Linked DNA regions of Homo sapiens: region 2 is linked to region 1. Evidence: read pairs that join two places in POLR2A ChIA-PET (ENCODE). Cell type or tissue: PC-3. All regions are shown on one strand. Each heading gives the region's core, and the rest is flanking DNA. Links, peaks and the distances in the headings are about the cores only. Region 1 has its middle 47 kb from the start of KCNC4. Region 2 has its middle 6.3 kb from the start of GSTM5.

What was found. ChIA-PET counts read pairs that join two places held together with the same protein. Peaks named below come from ENCODE experiments on the same cell type or tissue, not always from the same donor. Only the 100,000 strongest peaks of a DNase experiment are listed, where the experiment ranks them.
Region 2: POLR2A ChIA-PET joins it to region 1 with 6 read pairs; 2 of 35 experiments call an interaction of 5 or more read pairs at or near these places.

What each region holds. Positions count from the first base shown.
Region 1 is chr1:110,254,975-110,259,364 of GRCh38, reverse strand. It overlaps a transcript of KCNC4 not described here. Among named protein-coding and RNA genes, the nearest start is that of KCNC4, 47 kb to the right of the region's middle. In PC-3, for the core only: no CTCF peak of the experiment used is centred there; no DNase peak of the experiment used is centred there; H3K27me3 peaks cover 577 bases.
Region 2 is chr1:109,703,742-109,708,131 of GRCh38, reverse strand. No RefSeq gene overlaps it. Among named protein-coding and RNA genes, the nearest start is that of GSTM5, 6.3 kb to the left of the region's middle. In PC-3, for the core only: no CTCF peak of the experiment used is centred there; a DNase peak (open chromatin) is centred at 2,541.

The DNA.
Region 1 (4,390 bases), core at 183-4,182:
TGCTTCAATTCCATATGGAATAGACTGATCCTTGCTTGTCCACCGTCCCCTCTCAAACACCTGTTCATCATGCCTTAGACAAGCAGCACACTGAGAGAAAGTGTTCCGGTGGGTTCCCCGTGTGCCCTAGTCACATGCTGAGCTGGCCTACGATTCATTCCTGAACAATTTCCTTGGGGACAGTAGGGGTCAGGATGCCTGGGCCCAGCCTTTGGCTTACTGTGGGGAAAAGGAGACTCCTCCAGGTCCTTGACCTACCTTCTGGGTGCTTGAGGAGGATACCTCCGATTCACAAATAAACAGAGCCATCTGTGACAGGCTGTGCAAAGGCTGAGCCTTACCCACAGAGCCACAGCATCCACCCCTGCTATTCAGCTCTGAGTCCAGATGGGCATGCAGCCCAGAAGCCCCTGAGGGCATTGGATTTCAGCGTGGAGAAGACCTTGTGTGGGAGGTACTCCCAGACAAGAGGAGATGGGAGCAGGAGGAGGGGAGGCTGAGGGCTGGGGAGCTGGCTGTGCATGAAGCTGTGATTCTCATCAGTGCCTTGGAGGATTCACCACTTCTGCTCCATGCCTCCTCATAGGGTGATATGGTAGATTTCATTCAAGCTGAACAGAATTGATATTTTGCTCAAATCCTGTTTTAAGAATTTTTGTGCCTTCCTCGTAAAAGCAGCATAGCCTAGGTGACTCTGGGCAGGGTTAATAGTCATCTGTGTGAATGATTTGAAGGAGGATGGATGGGTGTTTTTCTCTCATTGTGAAATCAACACATACACGCTGAAGAAAATTTAGAAAGTATAGAACAATTTTAAGAAGCAGGAAATGGCCAGGCACTGTGGCTTACCCCTGTAATCCCAGCACTTTGGGAGGCTGAGGCGGGCGGATCATGAGGTCAAGAGATCGAGACCATCCTGGCCAATGTGGTGAAACCTCGTCTCTACTAAAAGTACAAAGATTAGCTGGGCATGGTGGCGTGTGCCTGTAGTCCCAGCTACTCAGGAGGCGGAGGCAGGAGAATCGCTTGAACCCAGGAGGCGGAGGTTGCAGTGAGCCGAGATCACGCCACTGTACTCCAGCCTGGCAAAAGAGCAAGACTCCGTCTCAAAAAAAAGAAGCAGGAAACAAAAACCCTTCATAAATCTTAGGAGAAATACAAATCTAGATACAGATTCTAGATATATGAATAGTATCTCCATTTAGTGCCTAGGAAAGTGTCTATGGCAGAAATTTCTGGTTGCTCCCAATATCATTCTTCATTCCTACCACAAGCTCAAATCCATTTAGCATAGCAATGTGCCCAGGTAAAAGACAACATTTCTTAACCTCCCTTACTGGCAAGTGCGAAAGGATTATAAGTAGAACTTGGATGGGATTGCAGAAAGACTCCTAACGGGGCAGACAGGTCAGGCATGCATGTCATGTCCTTTTGTTCCTTTCTGTTCTCACTTTTCCTGCCTGAAATATGGATGTGATGGCTAACACACCAGCTGTAGTCTTGGACATTTTAGGATTAAAGCTGTGTGCAAAAGTCAGTGATGCAGAAAGCTAGAAGAAAGCTGCATCCCTGATGACTTGGTTAGAGCTGCCATACCAGCCCTGGAACACCTGCCTCTGGACTTTTTTTTTTTTTTTTTTTTTTGAGACGGAGTCTCGCTCTGTTGCCAAGGCTGGAGTGCAGTAGCGCGATCTCGGCTTACTGCAAGCTCCACCTTCTGGGTTCACGCCATTCTCCTGCCTCAGCCTCCCGAGTAGCTGGGACTACAGGCGCCCGCCACCTTGCCTGGCTAATTTTTTTTTTTTGTATTTTTAGTAGAGACAGGGTTTCACCATGTTAGCCAGGATGGTCTCGATCTCCTGACCTCGTGATCCACCCGCCTTGGCCTCCCAAAGTGCTGGGATTACAGGCGTGAGCCACCGCACCCGGTCCCTGGACTTTTTTTTTTTTTGCGGCAGGGGAGGGAATCAAACACAATTTATTTTAGAACTAGACAGGAAAGACTGAACTAAAGAAAAAGTTTTACCCTAAACTTTCCCAACTGACGTCTTCTGGACAGGCTCCATGTTATCAACTGTGTCAGTCACATCAGTGGCCTGTACAAATTGTGTAATTCAATTGAAGAGTCAAGTTTGCAAATAACAATCTTTCCATTCTCTGTGCTTTAGAACAATTCTGAAAACACATTTATTATGCTCCCAACCCATAACTGTTTAATTAGGTTTTTCTTCTAAAAATAACTTGGATCAAGAGAATCATTTACTTTATACATATTCAAAAACAGAACTCATTCATTTTCTTCAGTGTTCCATGGAGGGGAAAACTGGTCCAACCAAACAGATGTAGTAAAAAGTATGTTTCCTGTTTTGGCTTCTTTGTGTTAATAACCAGAGAAAATCCTTTGTTGTTTTCATCTTGGCTTCAACATAATGTATCAATATCCCTTTCTTCCTCTGATTCTTGACCTGGTATCCAACACTGATCTTTTATACTCAAAAAATGAGTATTTCAAAGCTTTGCAGTATCCTTCCTTCAAACACTGCAGAGGGGATTTTCCTTCCTGGACCACACAGTTGGACTGCAACAGACACACGCCCAGGTCCTCCTTCAGCTTGTCCTTGTAATACCGGGGCGTGACGGCGCTTCCCGTCCACTGCAGACTTGTCTTTCTTCCACTACAACCACTGTGACCGGGCCTGGAGCGAGCAAGGCCTCCGTCGCCTCTGGACTTTTATGAGTGAGACGTAAGCCCCTGTTTAAGTCATTGTGGTCAGGTCTTCATTAATCACAACTAAATGTAATTGTTAGCTGATCCACTGCCTGACACAGCGTGATGTCCAGTAAAAGCTGGAATATCTGGGAAGAGCTACGGGTGATGAGAAGACTGGGCAAAAGAATCTTGGCCTTGCTCCACTACAAGTTCTGAGTGACCAAGTTATGTGTTCTTTCGGGGCCTCAGTTTATTTTCTCTGAAGTGTGAGGGTCACAGTAAATATTCTCTAACAGATTCTTTGGGCTCATATCCCTCTGAATCTAGGGACTGGAGAGATCTGGGTGCTCTTCTGGTTCCACCCTTAATAGCTTTGTAACTGTAGGTGGGTTTCATAGCCTCTTGGAGCCTTGGGTTTTCATCTCGCTTGTCTAACATGTCAGGTACACAGGAAATGTTTGTCGAATGCAGGAGGAAAGTGGAGATCATGCCACCTGTCTTGGCTGCTTCCCCAGATGATAGCAAGAATAGGATAAGATGGTCCTGTACAGTGCCACCCAGAAGAGTGGGCTACTGTAATTCTAATGGCTGCAGGACTGACATGGCCTCCCCCAGCCTCCTGCAGAGCTTGTGTTCTAGGTGTTTGCCAGAACTAGCCTCTACTGCAAAATGGCCCTGCCACCTTCCTCCCTGAGCAGCTTCTAGACTGCTTCTTGGGTGGCCAAATCCCTTTGTGGAAGGAAGGGCCAGGAAGAGAACTAAAGCAGTCCACAGCAAGTGTGAGTGAGAAATAGAATCAACCCCTCCCTGAATGAAGTTCCAGAGACAGTGTCCTCCATCTTCTGGCTGACCCCTTCTGAGGGTGCCAGGGACCTCTGCCATCGTTTGCCTTCAGGAGAGAAAGCTGTGGCCATCTGAGAAGCTTCTTGATCCCCATTGGCCCAGAGCTCCACCTGTGCTGTTGTTTCCTGAGAGGAAGTTCGGTTGTCCTGGCACTCAGTCTCCATGGCAACCCTTGCTTTTGAGACACTGAATGGAAACTGCCTGGTATGGGGAGGCCAGTAGCAGAATACTGATTTGCCTGGGTGTCTGTAGCAATGACTGCATCTCAATACCTTTCCAGATACCCAAAGAGCTAAAAATACACCCGGCTCTGTCTAGGACTCTCCAGCCCCGCTAAGCATCTTAAAGTATATCTGTGCTGACTCTAACCTGCTAATATTAGTTATCTTTGGCAACTTGTGCCTGGGGACATGGAGTAGGGTGTTGAATGCAAAACTGCAGAGCCTAAGTGTGAAGGGGTGAGCTGGAGAGAAGACGGTGAAGTGAAGAGGACCTCCTGAGAGGAAACCAGGGGGTTCCAGGGGGACGGCCAACAGAGAGCACATTGAATCTTAACTCCCTGCAGAGCTCTAGGGAACTTGTTTGTCCAACTCCGACGATCTAGGCATTTGCTCATTTGCCAACCATCTATTAAGCACCTACTCTGCTCCAGGCTCTGTGCCAGGCACTGGGATTACAGGGGTGAATAAAAGAGAGTGTATGTTCCCTGCTCTCACCAGAGTTTACCAAATGTCTTAAATGAGAATCATCTCTGCAAGTCCAGAAATGCTATCTGTATATACTTGGATGTCTCCTATGCTATGCAGTGAGTTTCATCAACTTGAAGATTATTTTACT
Region 2 (4,390 bases), core at 159-4,158, 550 kb after region 1:
GTTCAAAGGGGATTTATCATGGGGTTCAGAATCACAGATACTGGCAGTCCAGACATGACAATAGCCAATTTCGAAAGTTCTGGGTGTTCTGGGCTCAGAATGGGGAATATCATACAAGGCCTTGGGGGTGGAGGGTAATGTCCTTATCTTCCCATTTTAAGGTAAAGAATGAGCCGAACCACCTATGCAAAGTAGGATGATGATCCTCGTCCTCCCAATAAGAAATAAAATAAGTAGCCTCCAGGAATTCCCCTCCCCCAGAGGAGCAAGTGTTTTTTAAATAGCCCTTTGGTGCCCAGTCTATTACTAAAGCATATGAGTCATTTTTTAATACTACTGCATGTGAGTTAACACAATCTCCCCAAATTAAAGTTTTAGATGGGCCCTCAAAATTTTTAGGACATAGTTTTCCTACAGGTTTATATTGAAAGTATGGGGTATCTCCTATTACTCCCCTTTTCATTTGTCTTAAAGGACAAAGGGAGAGGCCGGAGACCAAATGTCCCCATTTTCCTGTAGCTAATCTCTCCAGAAGATAAGCAGCCCAGACTTGAGTTTCTAGATGGATACAACGAGTTGCATGTCCGAGGCACAGAGGAGGGTATTTATAACCCATAGTAACATTAAATGCAGTGCCTTCTTCTCCTGGTTGAGCAGGGCAATGGTCATCTATAGCTCCAGGCATCTACACACTATCGTTAGTGTAGATTTCCGCAGGAGCATTCATCCAGGTGAGAGGTCGAATAAGTGGAGGAAAAGGCACATAAGCCCAATAAGAATAATTTTGTGTAGCAGGCAAATCAGTGTGAGGGGAAACTGGTGAGACAGAAAGTATAAGGAGTAGAATTATTAAATAAAACCTATTGTAAGCGAGATCCAGTGCTGAAGGAGGAAGAGAAGAACAGAGGGATGTTATTTTCAGGCTAATAGAAATGGTGAGATTTTCAGGTTTGTAAGGAGAAAAAGAAAGGTAATTAGGAGAAGTGGGATTAGTTAGAGGGGTCTCTGTTGCCATTAGGGAGGATTGAATGAGATCCATTTTGATTTGGTGTGCCAGTTTTTGAGGAGTTGGCACAGATCTCACCAGGTATGAGGGCAGTCTCTGACGTGGACATCTCTTCCCTGTGTTTTTCATTGTCAGTATTCACACGAAGTTAAAGTCTTCTAGTGGGCACCCAGACAGGGGATTGATGATCTCCTGGTGAAACACAAGCATACCCTCTTCCCCACATTATAATTGTTCCAGGTTCCCAGGTATTTGTCTGGGAGTTTTTCCATAACACTGGCTTGCTTTCATTTAGGGAGAATTTTTTGCCTGTATAATGGTGTTCGGCTGCAGTCAGAGTATTGTCTTTAGGAACATTTAGAAAGTTTAAAGTAAACAATGCTAAATGGAATTGGGAGTGGGGAGTGGTTAAATTATGCTTTTAAACCATAAAGGAATTTAGTAATTCCTTCATGTTTTGGACCGAGACTGAGTCCAGGAACAGTCCCCACGTTTTCCATTATATGTTGACTGGGAGCACGAGAAGAGTTATGTGGAATATTAATTTCAGCCCCCCATTGTTCCAGCAAATATCTACCCCAAAGATTAATGGGGATTGGCATGATATAAGGCTGAATTGTTCCCTTTTGACCATCAGGCCCAGTGCAAGGCAAGATAAATGTGCTTTGGTGAACTTCATCAGCTTTTCCAACCCTTACTAGTCCCATGTTAGTGGGATGTTTAAGCCAGGAAGAAGGCCATAAATTAGAGGAAATAATAGAAACATCAGCCCCAGTATCTACTAGGCCCTCAAACTTTTTTCCTTTAATATGTATGGTGCAGGTGGGCTGTTGTTTAGAAATTACTTTAATCCAATAAGCGGCTTTTTCACCGCCAGAGCCCATCCCAGGGCCCCCTGTCTTATCTCCTTTGTTTAAAACAATATTAGGTAGTAAAAGTAGTTGAGCAATTGACTCACTGGCCGGAATGGAAACAGGAACCTTGGCAGACACGATTATTTTAATCTCATCAGAGGAATCAGAATTAATGAGACCAGTATGAACTATGATACCTTTAGCAGAGGTGGATGCCCTACCTAACACCAGGCCCACCAAACCTTGAGGTAAAGGGCCAGTGGCCCCCGTGGGGACAATTAAAGGCAAAGAATTCGGTAGTAAATTTAGAGGAGTGGTACTACAGAGATTGACCGCCCTGCCCCCTACTGTGGAGGTAGACAAGCATTGTACTGAGACAGAAGAAGCGACTGGGACCCATCTGGGTTGGCTGTAGGTAAATTTGCTTGTGCTGGGGGCTGTATTGGGACCGCTTGAAGCAGAAACACAATATTGGTCTGAGTCTGAGGTGTCCCATTTGATACTGGGGCCTGGGACTGGCCCTGCTTCCCATTTCCCTGGTTCTGTGGCAAGGGATTGCCATCTATATCAGACTTAGAGTGGCAAGTACTTGCCCAGTGTTTACCTTTACGACAATGAGGGCAAACAGTAGCAGGAGCATTTGGCCATGTTTGTTGAGCTGGCTTGGCCGCTTTTAACAGTGCAATTTTTTTGGGTATGATGAAGTTGACCACAATTATAGCAGGCTCCAAGAAAAGAATTCAGTCAAGCCAGTTTGATTGCCATCCTTCATGGCCCGTGCCCACAGAATAGCTTTGTGGGTCTCTGATCCAATGCTTTCACAAGCTTTAATATATGCAGGCACACCTCGTGATCAGGTAAATTTTGTCATTAGACAGAACGCATGACCACTTTACACTCATGGTTCGCATTCTCAAAAGCTAACATATGAAGGAGAATACCTTGAGCGTAATCATCAGAGACAGATTTTGAACAGCATCTTGTAATTTAGCCAAAAAATCAGGATGTAATTCACTGCGACCCTGTTTAACAGTAGTAAAAGAAACAGGAGCTTGGCCTGGGGCACCTAGTTTATCCCAAACTCTCATACACAACTTTGTTACTTGTTCCGTGGTGAGAGCGTCAAAGTCTAATTGGGCGGTAGTGTCAGAGTGATTATCAGAGCCTGTGAGCTGAGCCTGAGTAATTAGAATGCCATCAACCCAATTTAGCTGAGCCTGCAGACGGGCCTCCTCTGACCACCAGGTACAGAATTGTAAATGCTGAGATGGAGTTAGAACAGCTTTCGCCAAAAGGTCCCATTCTGAAGGAAGCAAAATGACCTCAGTACAAAGAGTCTGTAATGCCATTTTAACATATGGAGAAGCAGGACCATACTGAGCACAAGCATCCTTGAATTCTTTTGAAAAGGTAAGATTGAGCAGTGCATATCAACGCATTTGTACCCCTTGAGCATTGGGAGGTTCCAGCGTGACCGGATAAGCCCACACCTCTAATCCACTTGTTTCTTTGTTCTGGCGTAATAAGCATTGCATGGAAGTTTCAAGAGCAGGCACATGAGATGGAGTTGGCATAGAAGTGACAGTAAAAGTATGTGTAGATAAGGGAAACTGAGGTTCAGGAGGTCAGACCAGTATGAGAGTGTGAGAAAGGGGCATTGGGGGAGCAGAAGAGACAGAAGCATACTGGTGATTATTGGGAAATCCTGTGCAACCAGAGTGGCAGGGGCGTCCATGTGTGAAGAAGGGTACAGAGAAGCAGGTTGAGTGAATGGCAAAGTGACTGGTTGAGGGACCGAAATGACAGGAGGGTGAGGGGCTGCGGTGGGGGAGGGCCTGCAGAATTACAGGTAAATTGTAGTTTGGTCTGGAGCCATTAGATGGCTCTGGAGGCAAAGCCTGCAAAGATTTGAAAAGGGAAGAGTTAGCATAGATATGGTGCAGAGCTGTCCGAGTCAGGGCCATGGGAGCTACAAGTATCAGGTCTTCATGAAAAGAAATAAGACCATCGGGGGTGACATTAAGCCAAAGTCACCGGAGTTAGATATTGAATCCTCAATATCGTTAGGTGGGGGAGGAGTAGGCGAAGGGAGAGGCTGAGCAGATAATGAAGCCCGAGTGGGAGAGGAAAGCTGTGGAAGAGGTAGAAGGTCGCCAGATTCAGAAAACTGTGGTAACTGCAGGGGGTCACGGGATTGGTATGTCGTTAGGATGGCACATACCAAGGCCCAATCACCCCAAACAGTGAAGGGAACATAATTTCCTGATGGGATCAGTTCCTGGAATTTTGCACCAACGCGATCCCATAGTTCCACATCTAATTTTCCCTTTTCAGGAAACCAAGGACAGTGTTCTTCCAACACCCTGAATAGGGTGACCATATTTTCCATGGGCACCCAAACTCCACCCTGTTTTAACAGGAGTTTAATATAGCAGAGATAAGCATAATATTTAGACTCCATGTGACCCATAGTTACCCGAGACAATACATAGAAAATTCACCAATCATCAGGGAGCCGAACAAGCGTTTC